Linked DNA regions of Homo sapiens: region 2 is linked to region 1. The links are chromatin loops, found by intact Hi-C in ENCODE. Cell type or tissue: breast epithelium. All regions are shown on one strand. Each heading gives the region's core, and the rest is flanking DNA. Links, peaks and the distances in the headings are about the cores only. Region 1 overlaps LOC105373404 (a long non-coding RNA gene). Region 2 has its middle 54 kb from the start of LINC01824.

Region 1 (9,811 bases), core at 531-8,530:
TTTAATTGGCTCATGATTCTATAGGCTGTATATAGAAAACATAGCACTGGCATTGCTTCTGGGGAGGCCTCAAGAAGCTTAAAATCATGAAGGGAGTTGAATGGGGAGCAGGTGCATCACAGGGCGATAGCAGGAGCAAGAGAGCACGGGGGAGGTGCCACACACTCGCAAGAACTCACTGACTTATTGTGAGGACAGGACCAAGGGGATACTGCTAAACTATTTACAATAAATCTATCTCCATGGTCCAATCACCTCCCACCAGGCCCCACCTCCAATACTGGGGATTAAAATTCAACATGAGATTTGGCGGGAACATGTATTCAAACTATATCACCATGTGAGCTCAGAAGGCCCCTGTGTGGAGCCAGCTGCAGCAGATGCAAACTCCCTGTCCCTGGCCCTTTCCTTGGGCCTTCCCTTCCCACTTGGCCCATATCCTGCCTCCCTGCTTCCTCCTCACTGTGCTTTCACACAGGACTGTGGGGAGGGCTATGCGTCAGGGCTGCGTATACACTGCAGATGTTCATCCCAAACAGAACCCTAGGAACAGTCATGAACAGATGCTGTCTATCTGGGTATTGGCCAAGTATAATGGCTAAGTTTGTGTATCAACTTGACGGGGCTAAGAGATGCCCAGAGAGCTGGTAAAACTGTATTTCTGGGTGTGTCTGTGAGGGTGTTTCCAGAAGAGATTCACCTTCAGATTGGTGAACTGTGTAAAGAAGACCCAGCCTCACCAAAGCGGATGGGCATCAGGCAATCCATTGAGGGCCTGGCTAGAGCAAAAAGGAAGAGGTAGGGTGAGTTCCCTCTCTCTGCTTAAGTTGAGTCATCCATCCTCTGTCGTCCTTATGCATTGGAGCTCCTGGTTCATGGGCCTTCGAACTCAGAGTCTTACACCAGTGTCCCCCCAATTCTCAGGCCTTCAGACTCGACTGAGAGTTACACCATTGCCCCATCCCCCAACCATCTACCCATTTATCAGTACTCAGGCCTTTGAACTCAGACTGAATTACCTCATGATCTCATGAGTCCATTCTAATAATCAATCAGTCTGTCTACATTTATCTATCCATCCATCTATATCTATCTATCTATCTATCTATCTATCTATCTATCTATCTATCTATCTCTATATAGCTATCATCTGTATTAGTCTGTTCTCATGCTGCTTATAAAGACATACCTGAGACTGGGTAATTTATAAAGGAAAGAGGCTTAATTGACTCACACTTTAATTAGCTGGGGAGGTCTCACAATCATGGTGGAAGGCAAAGAGGAGAAAAATCTCATCTTACGTGGTGGCAGGAAAGAGGGCATGTGCAGGGGAGCTCCCTTTTATAAAACCATCAGATCTCGTGGGACTTATTCACTATCATGAGAACAGCCTGGGAAAAACCCACCCCCATGATTCAGTTACCTTCCACTGGGTCTCTCCCACAACCCATGAGAAATATTACAATTCAAGGTGAGATTTGAGCGGGGAAACAGAGCCAAACCATATCATCCTCTATCTTTCTTATTGCTTCTGTTTCTCTGGAGAACCCTGACTGACATGCAAAGTTCAAGCTGTATGGATTAAGTCCTCTTAATTGCCTTCATCATGTTTGCCCAGATTGCCTCAAGCAATGATTTCATAATCTTTGTTGGTAAATGAGGTAATCCTTGGCGGGAAGTTTTAGCCTTACTGCCTGAATTTTCTTCTCAAATGCTGTATTGTCCCTTTTCTGCTGTTTGCCACCATTTTAGCTAACTCTTCTTGACATTTTAGAGTTTATACTGTGAGCTTTTACAGGGAGGAGAGGTTCCTCCCTTCTCTTTATCTCTCCTGGGGTCATATTTGTAACTTAGCCTGTGAGAAAACCACCTCTTCTTCCTATAGCACTCTAAATTTTTCAAGTGTGTTAACATCTTCCCTTGGGAAGATGCATGAGGCAGTGGAGCACAACATTTTAAGGAGGTATAAAAGGTGGTCCACAGATCCGTGGCCAAGCTTATCTGTTTCCCTGCTTTTTCCTGTGTGACTTTACATAGGTGATTTAATTTCACTTTCCTTGTATGTCAAATTAAAACAAAAGCAATTTTACCACCTTGCATTGCAGTGCAGAGCAAGTGAGAGGCTACATGGAAACCATGCACGCAGGTTGACACACACTGAGCCAGCACTGCACACCGTGGTCCCTTCCCTTCTCCTGCATCTTCACTGGTGTGCCCTCATGCTTCCTCTTTCTCACTCTCTTTTTCTCTCTGGTTTTTATCAGTTTGTTTCTGTATAGCTGAGGAATAATGATAAAGCACTAATCTACCATTTCACTCAAGTGTAAAGCCAGAAAATCTGTTCTTACACTGATATACCAGTTCCTTATATTGATATGCTGATTTATTACATTTGTTAAATATTTTATAATTTGCAAATGCACTCATTTCTTTGCTTATTCATTGAACTCTTCATTCAACAGAGGGTTTATGTTTGCACTGTGCCTGGCATCTGCTTCCTTACGGTACCTGGCAACACCTTCTGAAGTGCCAGAGTGAGGACGTTCCCTTTGCAAGTGTGGATGCCCAGATGAGGGATGCCTCAAGGTCACGCAGGACGTGAGGTCGGCTCTTCTGACTCTTGGTGCGGTGCTCTTTCATCTCCTACAGGCTTAGTGAATCTCAGTTAGCGTCAGAGAGCACATTGGTCAGGGAACCAGGGGAAGCTAAGTGCCCTATAAAAAGCCTGTGTGCCTCCCAAGGAATCCTCTTTTCATTGGAATGATTTACAGTGGGATTTTCATTCTAAAAACCTGCCACCTCCTGAATGATATTTGTAAAATGTTTAACCCCATGGGGATTCCTTCTGGTATGCAGGAGAAGGTACCATAAATTGTTCTGTTTTCTTTTTCAAATGGGAAGACATTAATTATGTTCTAAGAGGTATGCCAAACTAAGTGCACAGGAAAATGCATTTATAGTGAACATTTTGACTAAAAAATGCAATAGACCAGCAAGGTTACTATTTCTCTCTGTCCAGAGTTCCCTGGAGAGTGACTGGAGCTCCTGGCTGGGTCATAGGCCAACTAGGCTAATTTCCGGAGGTTTCTGAGCAGGAGGTGCAGTGCCTGAGTGCAGATGGAGCCTGATGGGAAGGAGGAGGGGAGGTGCTCAGGTGCACGCTGGCACATACCCGCTATCCAGTCAGAGAAGCCAGGTCTACTAACAACCAAAGAACAACCTTGGCCCCCGAGAGGAGGAAGCAAGGCCCGCGTGAGAGCCTGGTACAACAGCACGAGGGACGGGGTTGGCCAGCATTCTCGGGCTGCTTACCTGGGCATCCGGCCCGGAGGGCTAAAGTGGCCTTTGCTGCACCCACTTTGCTAAGTGGTTGTTGTGAAATTTGATGGTAACTCGCGGGCACAGAATTTAGGACAACCTGTTCCTCTTTTTGGATGAAGCTGAATTTATTCACGTGCCACTTTGAGAAAACAGAAAAAGCACAAAGGTCCCAGAAAAAATTGTTCTTTCTTCCCTAAAATCTCCTGAAATACTCCGCAAACATGAATCGTAAAGCCACCCTATCAGGGAACTGGATGCATCTCCAGGAGACAGCCCTGCTTCCCAGTCCTAAATGTGATGCTGATGCTTGTCTCCCAGGGAGGAGCTGGGAAAGACCACATTTCCCGAGGTCCACATTTCCATTGATTCTAGACAAGTAAGTGGAAGGAATAAGGACGGACGGGGTTACCAGGCCTGGGTTCTCGCCCGGTCTCAGTGCTGTGGGAAGTAAAATCAGTCCTTTATATGGGTCTCCTAGGGGCCGACTGTGGGCTTGGTACTGACACGTGGTAATTTATTCAGCACTAACTCCAATCCCACAAGTTAAGAATTGTTATCCCTGCTGTGCTGTTGGTCAACCGGACTCAGATCAGTTTCCATACAGCACGTGTTTGACAGGCGTGTGTTAACTGGGGAAATGGGTAACCCAAGGGTTAGCAAGAAGAGGGGGTGTGACACCCCCTGGGCTCCCACCTTACAGCAGTATGCTGGCCCGGACTCTACGGCATGTGCAGCGTGTGTGGTATGTGTGTATTGTGTGTTTGTGTGTGTATTGTGTGCATGTGTTGTATGTACGTATATGTGGTATATGTGTGCATATGTGTGTGGTGTGTATGTATTGCATATGTGTGTGTACGGATGTACATATATGTGTGTATATGTGTGCATGTGCATATATATAGTGTATAAATTGTGTATGTGTGTATAGTGTGTATATTGGGTATGTGTGTATATTGTTGTGTAGAGAGTGTGTGTGTGTATTGTGTGTATATGTTGGTGTGCACATGTGTGCTTGCCAAGGAAGGGGCCGCTCTCCACTGCCCTATCCCCAGGTGCAAGTATAAGGAGGACTGAGATGCTTGGAGTTAACAGGGAAGGGTCTGACCCAGGGTGTCTGTGGGTAGGGAGCCCAGCTTTGCTGGAGTATTCTGTAACTGGCGACCTTTGGTGAAAAGGGGTTCAGGCTGCTCCAGAACCTGCTCCTCCCTCGCCTCTCCCCTTGCTATGGGGGTCTGAGCTCAGGGCAGCCCTCCAGACAATGCACCCATCCTGCTCAGCCACTGCTAAGTAATCTGGGCCCACAGGGCCGGGCTCTCCCCACTGGGCTAGAGAGGACCCTGCGGCTCCCGAGGCAATGCCTGCTATCATAAGTCGAGTGCACGATGGAGTGAGGATGCACACTCAGTCACTTAGATTTCACATTTTACACTCTTTTCATCATACTCTTTTTCTTTCTTCTAGTATCCCTTCTTTAGCAGCCTTTGTTTCTCCGTTCTAAAAAGCGGCTAATACTGAGTGAGCTGTGTCATAGCAAAGTAACTCGTCTGGAACCTTCTCATGAAACTGTTGTCCAAAGGAGAGAGGAAACACACACACACACGCACACAGGATGGGGGATGTATTGATTGCTTTTTACAGTCATACTCTGTACATATTTTATCACAATTAATCTCTATGACAATGTTGAGAGGCATTCATTCTATTTTATGTAAGAGGAAACTGAAACTAAGAAAGTCAAAGTAACTTCCTCACATATACACAGCCGGTGCCTGCTACCATGTGGAAAGATGATGCCAATCTGGCTGGCAGCCAGAGAGAGAACATCTGTTTTAATAGACAGGAAATGCTGGGATGCCGTGAGAGCCCCCGTAAGAGCCAGGTACTGGAAGCAGCTGTTTCCAGGCGTTGTTGCCTTCCTTGGAGCAATGCACACAGCTGCTTCTGATGGAAGCCACCCTTGGCAATGGCCCCGTGGTGCATGCAGCAGGAGGAACTGGTACTTGGAGCACTGCCAGTGGAACCACCGAGTGAGCGCCACTTAGGAGTGGATTCCACAGGAGCTGCCCCTTCCATGAACTTTGGATAAAATGTGCCCCTTAGAGCCACCATGTGTCACTTCAAGGTAGGGGATGGAGTGCTTAGACCCATGGCTCAGAGGCCTCTATCCCACCATCTTGTTGGGCTTTGCTAGTGGATGTTTCTCTCCTTAGAGGAGGCAAGAGCTCACTAGTCTTTCAATGTATGTCTTTCTGAGGAGTGGGACCCTGGATTTTTATTAGGGCCTCTGGTGGAGTGCAGACCAGGACACTCTGGTAGTGAGCCCTTCCAGCCACACATGATGGAGTGGAAAGATTCTCAGTGTTGGTGTTTCAATGGCTGCAAAAGCTGCCTGACCTTCAGTGAAGTCCTCGATGCCGCCAGACCTCCATTTCATGTGTATAAAATAAAGGCCCTAATGCCTTGCTCATGGGATTGTTGTGAGGAGTATTTGAAATAATGCATCCAAAGCACCTGATGCAACATTGAGAGATTTACTGCCTTCTTGGCCAGAAGTCGTTTTCCTTCCCATCCTTCTCCAATAAACTTTTCCTGGCTCCCAAGTCTAATTTAGGTTCCTGGAGAGTTTGGAATGCTTTTGGTTACAAGTGATGGAAGAGATGAGAAAGAAGAAAGTTATATTGATGAGAAAGAAGAAAGTTATATTTTACAGTCAGTTCCACTGTAACAGGATGCAAATGCGTCTAAAAATCCCCATCCTATGCAACACTGGATAATAGAAACCACAGGGTTGTTGGGGATAAATGGGACTAGCGACACATCATTCTAAATTTTTGTCCATGACATAAAGAATAGTGACCTAATAAAAACAGTAGTATAGTTTTACACAGGCTAAATGATTAACATATGCATAAATACTACAGAAACTATGGTGCTTAACCTTGAAAAAGGCCTGAAGCTTGCTTGAGAGTGTGGGTACTGGGGTTGCAGCTTGTGCACTGTGGTGAAATGGGGGGAGTAGGAGGCTATGATCTGAATGTGTGTCCCTCCAAACTTCATATATTAAAACCCTAACCCCCAATGTCGTGGTATTAGGGGGTGAGGTCTTTGGGAGGTGATTAGGTCATGAAGATTTCATGAAGATGCCACCCTCATGAATGGGATGGTTGCATTTATAAAAGAGGCCTGAGGGAGTTTGTCTGCTCCTCCCCCTATGTGAGGTCACATAGGAGGGTGGCATCTATGAGGAACAGACCCTTCCAGACATCAAATCTGCTGGTGCTTTGATCTTGGACTTCCCAGTCTCCAGAACTGTGAGCAATAAATTAATCTTGTTTATAAATTACCCAGTCTAAGATATTTTGTTACAACAGCCTAAATGGATTTAAACAGTGGGTGATCTGGATTGGGAGGGAAAGTTGTAGCCCCAGAGGTGGGTGGTGAGGCTTCTAACACGTGAGGTGAACTGGAGGTTGGAAAATGCTGGGGTGTGTGTGCATGCACTTGTGCGTTCCTAGTCTCAGATCAGCTGCGTGCAGTTCTGTGTTCACCTGGCATTTCTTGCAAATGAAATCACACATACACAAACACAAAATTTGCCTTATTGTCAAATTGTTCCCTAATATCAACCTCGTTGCAACAAATGTGAATGTGAAATCAACATTGGAGCAGAACCACCTGCACCGGTGTGCCCTGGTGCTCTCCCTCCACTGGGGCAGATGATCTTCCCGGGGAAGACAGAACTGACCCTGGGGCAGGTGGTTGATGGTGGTGGCCCATGCACTTCTGTGTGTTCAGTGTCATGAGCTACTGCAGTTTACTTGTCTCTGGCAAGGTGCATTTATACATTACTTTATTTTTAACTCTGTCAGCCCTCCAAAATGGATAGATACCTTAGAAGTATCCTTGCAGTAAGCAATGGATTGAGGTTAATAATAATAACAATAAACAATAATATTGCAAACATAAGTGAACACAAATAAAACAGCTGGTGTACGTTTTCCTTCTGAAGCAAGTTATCAACTAGTTATAACCGGGTTAAAACAAAAGTCATCTCATAAGATTTGACAAGAGCACAAACAAAGTTTAACATTATGTGAAATTATTTGAAACAATATTTTCATCCACTATTATTAATTTACTCTGTTTGTGCATAGGACCTTGAGGTATTAGCTAAGAAAGTACAAATCCAACACAATTAGTAAGACCTTTAAAACCCCAGTATCCGAATATGAAGACAAACATGTATCATATTTTTGGAAATGCTAAAATTTTTACATGATTCAGTCCTATACGTTGCAAAATTCCGCTCACTCAATGGGAATTCTCTAGATGCCCCCTTTGAGTTTTCTTTCTTAATAGAAAAGAACAAGGAGCAATATCAATTTAAAACACCTTTCCTTCCTACTTTGCTGAAATAATTCACAAAACAAGGTGGCACGTACAAAATCGTGCCCTTCGCCTTCAAACACTTTTGGAAGATGAACAAAAATATTACTGAAGATTGAAGGGCACCAATGTGTGAATAAATTATTCAGTTTGAGGGGTTTTCTACACAGCTGAGTTAAAGTACAGATGTTTCTAACATGCCCAACATTCTGATACTTGCAAAGTTCAGTTTCAATAATGAAATACACAAAGAACAACTTCTTTGTGATCTACAAAAGAAAGACCTGTCAGAAACAAGCTCCATTCTGAACAGCAAAGCATTCATTTAATGAAATAATATTGCATGGAAAAAATTATAGAAGGGTAATCGGTGATGCTTTGTGCAATTAACAACAACAGTTATAATACAACAAGATCCGGTCAGGTATCAGTCATTCACAGGGTTATTCCTGATAAAGTGTCAATTAAAATGTTGCAATATCTTTTAAAGACAAGGGAAATACATATGAAAATATTTCATAGCACACATACGTTTGCTGCAGATCACATGGCAAAGTACTCAGAAGAGCTGTCAAATTTAGAAAAGAGTTATGAAAATTATTATTATTTGAATGCAAGTGATCCATGGGGGACACAGGTGCTGAGTGCTAGTTAACCGCAGATGCTACCAACCAGGTATTTTTTAAATTACTAAATTAAATATAAATAAATTCACACATACAAAAATAATTACCTAAAGTATATAACGTCAACTCATAGGTGATTTATAAACAACAAATGAGAAAGTGACTGCTTTTTTGAGATAAACGTACGCTGTGGAGAGTAAATGGGCAATTCGAAATTAGATGTCTGGAAGTGATTCTATGATAATGTGAATTTATCATCAAAACATATCTCAGCAATGACAACGAAACTCTCAAATCTGTACATTGTGAAAATGTACAAAAACATCTTTAACCTATTTTAAATTTTCTAAAATGAGTTATAGTGTTTTGAATCCATTTGATAAAATTTAAAAAGTGCACTAATTTCTTAATTCACTTGCAAGAACAACTCACTTACATTGATGAAAAAGAAAATTCAGTAGGTGTATTTTAGTAACAGCAACAGGTCTAGGTATAATTGTTGAATGGAATTGAAATGTGATACCAAAATGTAAAAGGCACAGTTGATAATGCCCTTCTGTTTGGATTTATGTACTTTTGTCATATGCACTTTTCAACTATGATTTAGTACAAAAAATGAACTGAATTTACAGCTTCACCTTTATTATATCCCAAAGTGTCAAAGCAACATAAAAAATCATATTTTCTCATTAAAATTATTATTGATAAAATATTTCTTCATTAAAGCACAGAGGTTTGTATTTTTAGTGATAAGCAAAAATTAAAAATTGATTTAAAACCTTATTCATTTTCCCTTAACTCATCCTTTAAGGTGTTTTTTTCTTTTTGTTTTTTTGTTTTTGTTCGTTTGTTTTTCCCTTTTGTTTTGTAAAGCAGTGATCCTTTTTGGCACCAGGGACTGGTTTCGTGGAAGACAATTTTTCCAAGGACAGGGTTGGGGTGGTAGTGGTTTTGGGATGAAACTGTTCCTCCTCAGATCATCAGGCATTAGATTCTCATAAGGAGTGTGCAGCCTAGATCCCTTGCATATGCAGTTCACAATAGGGTTTGTGCTACTATGAGGATCCAGTGGTGCTGCTGATCTGACAGAAGGCAGACCTCGGGTAGTAATACTCACTCGCCTGCCACTCACCTGCTGCCGTGCGGCCTGGTTTCTAACAGGTCAGAGGTTGGGAACCCATGTTGTAATGTATTCATCTTTTTCAGTAGTACGTGTATATAATTACATAATTATTAATACATAATTAATTAATACATAATAGGAGTAGATTCTTTATGTTCTCAGATTGTCCTACTAAATAAATAATCAGAAAACAAGGGAAACCACTGTTTTAGACAATAAATGAGACCTATTGCAACACAACCTGATCATATCAGACAGCTATTGTAAGGACAAAAAGCAAGTGAAAACGGAAGAACCCTTAAGGACATCAGATGTTCTCATCACCATAAACCTATTTTAAAAAATATACAAACAC
Region 2 (9,811 bases), core at 496-8,495, 340 kb after region 1:
ATAGCCACAAAGTATATATATGCATTTTGGAGGATCTCTGGGCAGTGAGTTTTGGTATATTTCAAAAATAACAAGATGCATCCCCTTTCTACATTCTTCTATAACACTTTAATCAGAGGTAAATGCCTCATCATTTTCTATCTAGTAGCATAAGAATGGTTGGCATGCTTATTGTTAAGCTTCCAACCTATGCCTGCCTTGAAGAAAGTTCACATTTTGTGTGTGACTTGTCTCAAGCTTTTATACCATTAAATAATATCCCCAAGCATATTTTACATCTAATATAAAACAGCAATAAAATGCACTTCCCCAAGTTGTTGGGGAGATAAAAATAAGACAAACTAATTGGAAAGGTGAGCACCCTTCCAGCATTTTAGTTATAAAATTGTAACAAAAGGGCTTCCTCACTTCCTTGTTTACAGAGTTGAATAAAAATAGTTGTTCTGTAGACTGTGTGAATGTTTCAAATGCAGGGGCATTTGTATCCATTCACCTGTGAAATACCCCATCATACTAAGAGCTATGATGGTGATGCAAAGTGGGTAGGTATGGCAGGTCAATGGGGAGTTAAAGGAAGAACAAACTGGTGAGAGACGTTAGACAGCAGTTATAGGACCTCCTGTTGTCTCACCATTCCTAGAAATTGTGCTATCGTTTCCAGTGATCAAAGGTCTCACCATTTTACTCAAATCTACTTTATATCTACACACCATGCACTAGATTCCTAATAGTAATGTACCTTTGCATTGTTCCTCCTGTTTAATATCAATTCCTATAACCACTGCCTAATCCTTCGTTCTTACAATATGCGTATTATCCAGAACCTGCTCAAATGTTTTCCCATTATCCAGCCGTCCAGATATTAGCATCCAGAAATCAACTCTCTGTACTGTGAGCTGGTCTAACTGCTTGTGTGTGTATGCTTTACATTTAGAGAGTATTTATCCTATGATGCCTAGTAGTGTAATTTACCTGCATAATGTTCTTTAGTAGAAAACAGTCCCTTAAATTTGTATCTTCTAAAGACTTGATTGCTAGAAAGCCATGATGTGAGGAAAAACAAAGAGAATTTTGCAAACCAAAAAACTAGATCTGAGTTGGGTAGTCTCATTTGAAAGGCTATAGACCTTGTAACCCAGGGCTTAAATTCCAGCTCCATTGGTAATAAAAAGCTATTATGCATTATCTATTTGAGACTGAATTTCCTCATATATAATAATGTAATAACACATATCTTGCTGGGTGATTGCGAAGATTATGTAGAGTAATGCATATAAAGCACCTGGCAACTGCAGACACAATGAAAGGTGGCTGTTATTATTCCACTTACTGAGCCATGGGGCTGGGAATTAGTTCTTGTTAAATTTGTGCTCTCTACTCGGCATTTTACAAGTTAGTTTTCATAATTATCATGGCAACCTCATTTTACAGATGAGAAAGCTGCATCCCATAAAGGGTAAGTCATATATCCAAAGTCAGTCTGTGCTATGACTTGCCTAAGCTAGAACGCCAGCCTGGGTTTGGACCCCACCCCTTCCTCTGTGTCATGTGGCTTTTCTAGAAGGTTCTCTTAAGTCAGAAACAGAACTATGAAGGCCTTTCCCAGGACCAGCCAGGCAGCCACATTCTGAATCAAGCCGGCTTTCATTCATGTCCACCAGTCACATGCCCAGGGATGCAGCTCATGTGTCCTTACTCCCCATGAAAACAAAGGGCCTCTTGAATGCTGTGAAGCTGACCACCTCTCAATGTTCTGAACCATGAAGAAATAGCCTAGTGCCTGTGGGCACGCTAACATTGTGGAGGCTCAAACAGGGGTACCAAACTGTGAAAATTTTCATTGTTTGTATTTAATAAGTTAATCCCTTAGTCTAATCACAGAATGTTTGTCACACTACCATTAAAGAATTTTAGAATCAGAGTTCATTATTGTCACAGAGTGAATTTTATGCCCCACTCCACCCCCTGCCACCAGAAGAAGATGTATCAGGGTCCTCACCCCCAGCACCTCGGAATGTGACCTTATTTGCTAAAAAGGTTTTTATAAAGATAACCAAGTTAAAGTAAGCTCATTAGGGCAAGTCCTAATCTAATATAACTGGTGTTCTTATAAAAAGTGAAAATTTGGAGACAGTGGCACAGAGGGAGTGTGATATGAAGAGACACAGGAAGAAGATGGCCATGTGCAAGCCAAGGAGAGGACCCTGGAGCAGAAACTCCCTGGCAGCCTCAGAGGAGCCAGCCTGCCGACACCTTGATCTCGGACTTCTGGCCTCCAGACTGTGAGATGATAAATCCCTGTTGTTTAAGCCACATGGACTGTGGTACTTATTTTATGGCAGCCACAGCAAAATAATGCAATTGTGTGCCAGAGGAAGAATAACCCAATCATGTGACTTAGTGTAAAGTGACATGATGAGTGACTCTACTTCCAATTGTGCCACACACCTTTGTTATTACACTGATAATTTACCTTAACCTTAAAGAGTCTAAATATTAGGCCGTTGAGAATGTGTAGCCTGGTGCATCTCATAGTGACAGGAGGCAGCCAAATGCCTAGGCAGATGGGATGGGTCCCCAGTGAAACTCACCTTTGAGCCGGAGACAGTCCCAGGTAAATCCTCCGACAGGATTGAGAACCTGCTTTCCCGTTTGGCACACTTTCCTCTGATTGATTCCTATTCTTTACCTACTTTACATGTCCCTACTCTTTCCTAATTGGTTTTCTACATGGTCATGTCCACCTTTGAGTGGTGTCTTCACTTTAACCTTTTTCACTTACTCACAAACCAATCAGCATACACTCCCTGTTTTGAGCCCATAAAAAGCCCTGGACTCAGCCATATTGGAGACTTTCCTGCCTTTGAATAGGGGGGACCATCCACGCATCCCCTCTCTGCTGAAAGCTGTTTCATCACTCAGTAAAATTCTTCTCCACGTTCCTCGCCCTTCAATGTCCAGCGTATGCTTGTTCTTCTTGGGCATGATATAAGAGCCCAGGAACCACAGGACACAGGTATAAGCTATAACACAGTTGAGCTGGGGCATGCCAGCGTGGCCACCCCTGGGCAGCAGTGTCACTGGCCAGGGGTCCCCGGCTTGCAAAGTGACCAAAAACAAAAATCCTGCATCACATCTACACCTGACAGAATGCTGAGCTATGAGCAGCAATAGCAGACACATTGTCTTCAAGCAAAACGTCCCTGAAGCCACGTACAATTGCTGTCTGCATTTAGACTCCACCGAAAGCTCTTCAGTGGGTAAGTTCAGTTTGTAGGTTGGCCTCTAGTCCATGTTCATTTTTAGGTTCATGGATTATTCAATACAGTGGATCACAATGTAGAGCAGAGTCATGACAGCTGTTTGTATTGAAGTTTAGCTGCAAGGCCCTGGGTGAGTCACACTTCTCTGCATCTTTGCTTCTTCAGCTCTAGGAAGGCTTATTGCTCCCTATCCCATTCTCTTCCCTGGAATTTGTAAAGCTAAATTGGCCATGCAATGTGAAAAGACTGTGTCCTTTGGAAGACAAAGTTCATTTATGTACTTCAGACTTCTGGATCATTGTAAAGCAAGGTTTTTTTTTATTTTTATTTATTTATTTTTTTTTGTGGAAATTCTTTTCAAAAGAGAAAAAGTCAGTGGAAACCCAAAACATATGAATTCAAACCTGAGCAGAAGGCCTGGCAGGCGATGTCATCTGAGAACAAAGCAGCCAGCATCCTCTCTCTAGAGACAAAACACATTATTTCTATGACATGCTTAGTCTCCATCTGCTCAGAGAAAAGGAGTGAATCTCCCATATGCCTTACCATTGGGCCATGCCTGCCTATGACAGTGGCTCTCCCTACAATGCAGAATTGAACATTAAGTAACTTTAGGCTGCTCTAATGGAAATAGCATATGGGTACTAAGTGAGTGAAAATAAATGAATACCTTGATTATTTTGCTCTATTTTTGTGTTGATAAAAGCGACTGCCACTAATCACTGATCAGTTTCTAATGATTTCAGTAAATCTGTTTTTCATTTTTCTGAAGAATTCTCAAGCAATACCCATCATACTCATTGTTGAAATTATATACTCATGAAAAAGAATTTAAATACTCCCAATTATGTTATATGGTCATATTTTCCACATAAACATAGGCATTTATTTCCTCTAGCAGTGCCCAGAGCCAGCACAATATGTAATTTGCTAGGCTATTTGGCAACTAAGAATGATTAAGACCCTGCTGTTTGCAGTTAATATGGTGTATAACTTGAGTTTGAGGCCAGAAAAGTAAGTAGGGCTGATACTGGACTGTTCCTTTGTTTGTGAACGTGAAAGTTTTATGTGTCATTGCACCTAGTTTGGTAGAATATTGCTACAGAAACAATAAAAGGAAAAAAGAGAAAACAGTCATTTCACTTAATACTTGGGTATTCTGTTCTTAATATTTGTAGTTGATGGCAAAGTCATTATTTTCAGGGGAAATGTTAGGCTCAGGTGGCTGGAGGACGTGTTAGTGAGACAGGACATGGTAGGATTTCCCCTTGCTGCACAGCTGCAAGCTAGCCCTGACCACAGACAGCATCCCTCATTCTGCACAGCCATGTTGCAAAAGCTCCTTCTGGGGAACAGAGGAGATAAGGTGCTCTAGTGTCAGATCAAGACAAACTCATTCGGGAAGATGAACTAGAAGCAAGAGGAAAGTTACAGACAAAATTGAAGAATTTGGGAAGCATTTAAAATGTTTATAAAATTCATGGATGGATGCCAATTTTTTTTCTGAAAGAGCAGTTCTATAGGCCTTCAAATTTAGTTATCAAGGAAAGGGAAAGTTTTGGATGAGATACAGAACAGGACTACAGATAAAGAATATTTTCCAGGGCTTAGTCTACAAAGCATTGTTTACTGTCCCTGAAAACTTTTCAGGGTACAGAGAAGCCACCAGAGTGAACAGACAGAAGGGGAATGGTCAGGGCAGCTAATCAGATGACTCACGTAAAGCTTTGTAGTTAAGAAGATGAATGACATTATGTGACCATTGAGGTCATGAGCCCTGTGGTCAAGAGTGTAAACCCTTACAGGATCAGAATTTCTTGCCAGCCTCTAGTAGACACATGTGTTGGAGAAGCTCTGGTGAAGCCGAAGATTGTGTGTTTAGGTACAGCATTCCAAATACAAAATATAATGAATTCAAGATAAATATATGATTTGACTTGTCAGTTAAAAATTTGTCTTATACTCTCCAGGATAATGCAGCAAAACAAACAAAAAATCATGTACCAGGAAAGATAGAGAAAAATACGTGGATGGTAGTGTACCAACAGTAGCTAGTAGCACTCACAATTAAGGGAGAGTGAGCTGGACCTACGAATGAGGACTAAAATAGCACAGATGGCCTCTCAGCGATTCCAGAATCCCCATCAACTCTGGGTACTATAGTAAGCATTACTGCTACTACAATTAAGTCTGATCATTTCAGTATCTATAGTTAGGAATCAATGCAACACATAACTACAGTCCAAAATATGCCCAAGTTTAGTTTCATTTAAAAAGTGTTTGAATCAGGGATAGATGAGTTATCCATCTGGAAGACACTCAGGAAAGACGGAGGAAGCAGTGACACTGGTATTACCATAAGAGTCACCTTTGCAGGTGTCCACTTCAGGTGGAGTCACTGCTTAACCTTTAAATTCTCAGCTCTAATACATCTCTGACCTACACCCTGGCTCTGTGTTCTACCAGTTGGTGCACTGAACCTGCTATTCTGTCTAGTTTGGTTCATTTAAATTTGACATGCCCCAAAACATTAAAGGGTAAGCCTCTCTCTCACAGACAGTGGGCTATTGGAATGCTAGATGTTTCTTTTCAAAGAGCATGTGAAGAGTATTATTAGAAAGTAATTAGTCCCTGACCACATCAATTTTCTTTGGGACCAGAAATGTCACCTCCTCTGAGGATTTGTGGAAGCAGAGGCAGGTGGCTGCCTGAAGAGCTGTTGTATAATGTGCTCTAGCTGCAGGGAGAATCGGAGAGCCATGGTACAGGTAGACTTTGAGCTCTTTGACAACTCCAGAATTTTATAAATCTATGTTATCTTAAGCAAGAACATTTTTTTTTATTTTTCCCGGACAGTTCCAGCTACTTGATTTTGGCAATGGTTTTAAGAATTCCAAAATACAGCTCTGGACTTTTGCCATGACTTGATTGTCTAGGGATGGACATGCTAAGAACCTGGGATTAAAAATGGATCCTGAATGTAGCTGAATGTGTCGTGGGTTGGTTTGTGGAGCCCACTGAGGTTAGCTGCAGACTATGCATGGTCTAGAAGGCCACTGTGTGGCTGCTTCTGTGGCCCACTGTCCTTTCACCTCTTCATCCTTGGAGCTTCATGTGTAGACGAGGATAAAACAATGACCCTGTGCTCACTCTTTTCAGATACATGTGCACTATGAGGGAGAGTGAGGTGTGCTAGAACCATCAAACAGGCCGCACATACAGTTCATTTAAATGACCACATAAATGTATTGATATAAAGATACTCTGCTCCTTTGGTAACGTAAACTATAGAAATTCAGGATAAAAGAGCTTAGGTTATTGGATCAGGTTCTAAAAGGTGATTCCTTTGGAACTGTTCACACTGGGGGAGATGAGAATTATAAGCTTCCAGCAAGATCTCATAGACTGTGCTCTCTTCAGTATTTCCACCATCAAAAATCAGGTATCTGTACTTGGACTTTACCTCTTCATGCCTTCAAGTTTGGAAGGGAAATTTTACCTATCTGATGAAATCATCTCTTTTTATACAGGCTTCTAGGTGTGAATATTCTACCTGATTTTTTTTCTAAAATGCAACACTTTTAAGGAATTTATTTAAAAAATAAAGAGTAATTTGCACTCTTGGGGGTCTGTACTTTGTGGAAGGCATAGAGACAGGTCTTGTGTGGCTGGTGCTCTAGCCCATGGGAGTTTCCTATGGAACTGGACATGCTGGACATAATCCCCAGCCCAGGAAGCTGCTCTCTGCCTGGAGCACATAAACCTTCCTGCAGGGAGGGCTGTGTCCTTATGGTGTGAGGCTGATGTCTTGGTGGGGTAAAACCACATTTCTCTTAGGTACTGGAAACTACAAGAGGAATCTCTATGTTCTCTTTAATTTATTGGGCTTTTAAAATATAAGAAACTGACTTCCGGTCAGGCGTGATGGCTCACACATGTAATTCCAGCACTTTGGGAGGCCAAGGTGGGCAGATCACGAGGTCAGGAGATCGAGACCATCCTGCCTAAAACAGTGAAAGCCTGTCTCTACTAAAAATACAAAAAATTAGCCAGGCGTGGTGGCATGCACCTGTAATTCCAGCTACTTGGGAGGCTGAGGCAGGAGAATTGCTTGAACCTGGGAGGCGGAGGTTGCAGTGAGCCGAGATCGCACCCTTGCACTCCAGCCTGGGTGAGAGAGCGAGACTCCGTCTCAAAATAAATAAATAAATAAATAAATAAGAAATTGACTTCCACTAAATCAATTTAAACATGTCCCTGAATCAATTGTATGTCTCACTTTAACTTGAATAAACAATTAGATTAAGACATTGAGAAATAAAACCCCCAATAGTAATATAATTTATCTTCAGCCCTTACTAGTATTTTCTCAATGTAACTCCAGTCTTGAGCTGCTGTTCACAGAAAAATCTGAATCTTGAGTCACTGGAAGAAAAGCAGTCTTCTTTGTCGGCAGAGCTCCAATTATCTGCTATCCATGCCTTGGTGGGACATAGATTTTGACCTGGGGCAACTGTAAAGCTCCTGCACATAGTGAAGACAAGGCTGGGTGGTGCTCTTCTTAGCACCCTGGTTGTTCTACTTGGGTTCTGGAGAAGTGGGGTTGGCATAGCTGTGAGGCTGATGTTCCTTATCGGAAAAACACCTTCTGATTTTCTTTGACCTCTCATGAAAAATATTTTCTGTGGTATTTTTTTTAAAAATTATTGCTTGTTTGCTTGCTCTCTGTTTCTCTTTCTCTGTCTTGTTTTATTTTTAAGTTGTTACTTTTTCACTCTGCCATTGGCCATTTTCTGAATATTCCAGTAATCCTCAAATTTATTTATTAAACACTCTCCATCATAACACTGTTACTCTACCTGAGGTTCAAATTTATTAGGTTGGTGTCAGAAAGAGCTTGATTATACAGGGACATTTTTATTTTACTTGGGTAGAATTTTTAGTACAGAAGAAAAAACCTTGTTAAAATGACATAAAACATTACTTTTCTGCATAAGACACAGTAAATACAGATGCCACTTGGCATATTATGGGGTTATGTCCTGATGAACCTGCCATGCATTGAAAATATCATAAGTTGAAAATGCATTTAATATATCTAACTTTTAATACACCTAACAATCATAGCATGGCCTAGTTCACATTAAATGTGCTCAAATCACTTAAATTAGCCTACGGTTGAGTGAAATAATCCAACACAAGGACTATTTTATAATAAAGTGTTGAATATCTCATGTTATTTATTGAATACTGTACTGAAAGTAAAAAACAGAATGGTACAAAAACAGAATGATATAAATTTCTGTATGAGTACACAAAGAAGAGTTTCTATTGAATGCATATGGTTTTCATACCATCTAAAAGTCAAACCATTGTAAATCCAGGATTGTCTGTATTTGGGATCACAGCACTTTTTTCATTTTATTATTTTGGTATTTTTTGAGACGGAGTCTTGCTCTGTCACCAGGCTGGAGTGCAGTGGCGCGATCTCGGCTCACTGCAAGCTCTGCCTCCCCAGTTCACGCCATTCTCCTGCCTCAGCCTCCGGAGTAGCTGGGACTACAGGCGCCCGCCACCACACCCGGCTAATTTCTTGTATTTTTTAGTACAGACGGGGTTTCACTGTGTTAGCCAGGATGGTCTCAATCTCCTGACCTTGTGATCCGCCCGCCTCGGCCTCCCAAAGTGCTGGGATTACAGGCGTAAGCCACGGCGCCCGGCTGGTCTTTCTTTTTAAATAACTGCACTTATTGGTAGAAAACAGAGTTGGAAAGATAACCAAGGGCATGGTGAGTATAGGAGAGAAAATGTAACTTCATAAAGGTCAGTAATGGAGTAAAATAATTGATTACTGGAGATAATTTCAATTTTTAGATCTCTATATGTTATATAAATCGAGATACCAAATAGATTCTAAAATTAACGTAAAAATCAGCAAATATTCTGTCATTCCCAAATTATGACTGCCTTACATCGTAAGCGCTATAGTAGTCTTTTCCCTGGTTAGTTTTAAAAATGATAGAAAAATATATAAAATGTTATGGTAGGTGTGGCCTCAATGCTGATAACAGAACTTTGTGTTCATCATTTTATTTAAATTGTAAAACTAACCTTATGAGGGTCATATTTATATTTTCAAAATGCAGATAAGAAAACTGAGGCTCAGAGAGGAGCAGTGCCTGGCGGTGTCATTGAATGAGGGAGAGGCTGAGCTGGAACTGAAACTCAGTTCTTAGACCTCAAACTAAGAAGCACTCAATGTCTCCTTGCCGGCAAGCAGGTGATTTTCATTGTGAACCTGTATACCCCATGCAGTCCCACAGAATCCCACATTCTGAGGTCCCAGGCTTAATGAGCTACTCTCACTGTCTTGTAATTCCTAGCAATTTTAGAACAAGGCTTCATAGAGTGGGATAAGAGAAAAGAAACAGTAGACATTATGCTGCTCAATTGTGAGGAGTGAGATGAGGATTGGAAGTTGCCATTGGCCCAGAGTTTCTGCTCTGAAGAAAAGAGACAAAATCACAACAATGCTTCCCTTGGAAACA

Evidence for each region. A loop is a pair of places that touch in the nucleus more often than their neighbours do. Peaks named below come from ENCODE experiments on the same cell type or tissue, not always from the same donor. Only the 100,000 strongest peaks of a DNase experiment are listed, where the experiment ranks them.
Region 2: it touches region 1 in a loop (18-fold over the local background); 2 of 110 quality-filtered maps call a loop at or near these places.

Annotation. Positions count from the first base shown.
Region 1 is chr2:6,776,329-6,786,139 of GRCh38, reverse strand. The region is part of intron 3 of LOC105373404 (a long non-coding RNA gene); the gene reads left to right. Among named protein-coding and RNA genes, the nearest start is that of LINC00487, 11 kb to the right of the region's middle. In breast epithelium, for the core only: no CTCF peak of the experiment used is centred there; a DNase peak (open chromatin) is centred at 5,229; H3K4me3 peaks cover 487 bases.
Region 2 is chr2:6,437,187-6,446,997 of GRCh38, reverse strand. No RefSeq gene overlaps it. Among named protein-coding and RNA genes, the nearest start is that of LINC01824, 54 kb to the left of the region's middle. In breast epithelium, for the core only: no CTCF peak of the experiment used is centred there; no DNase peak of the experiment used is centred there.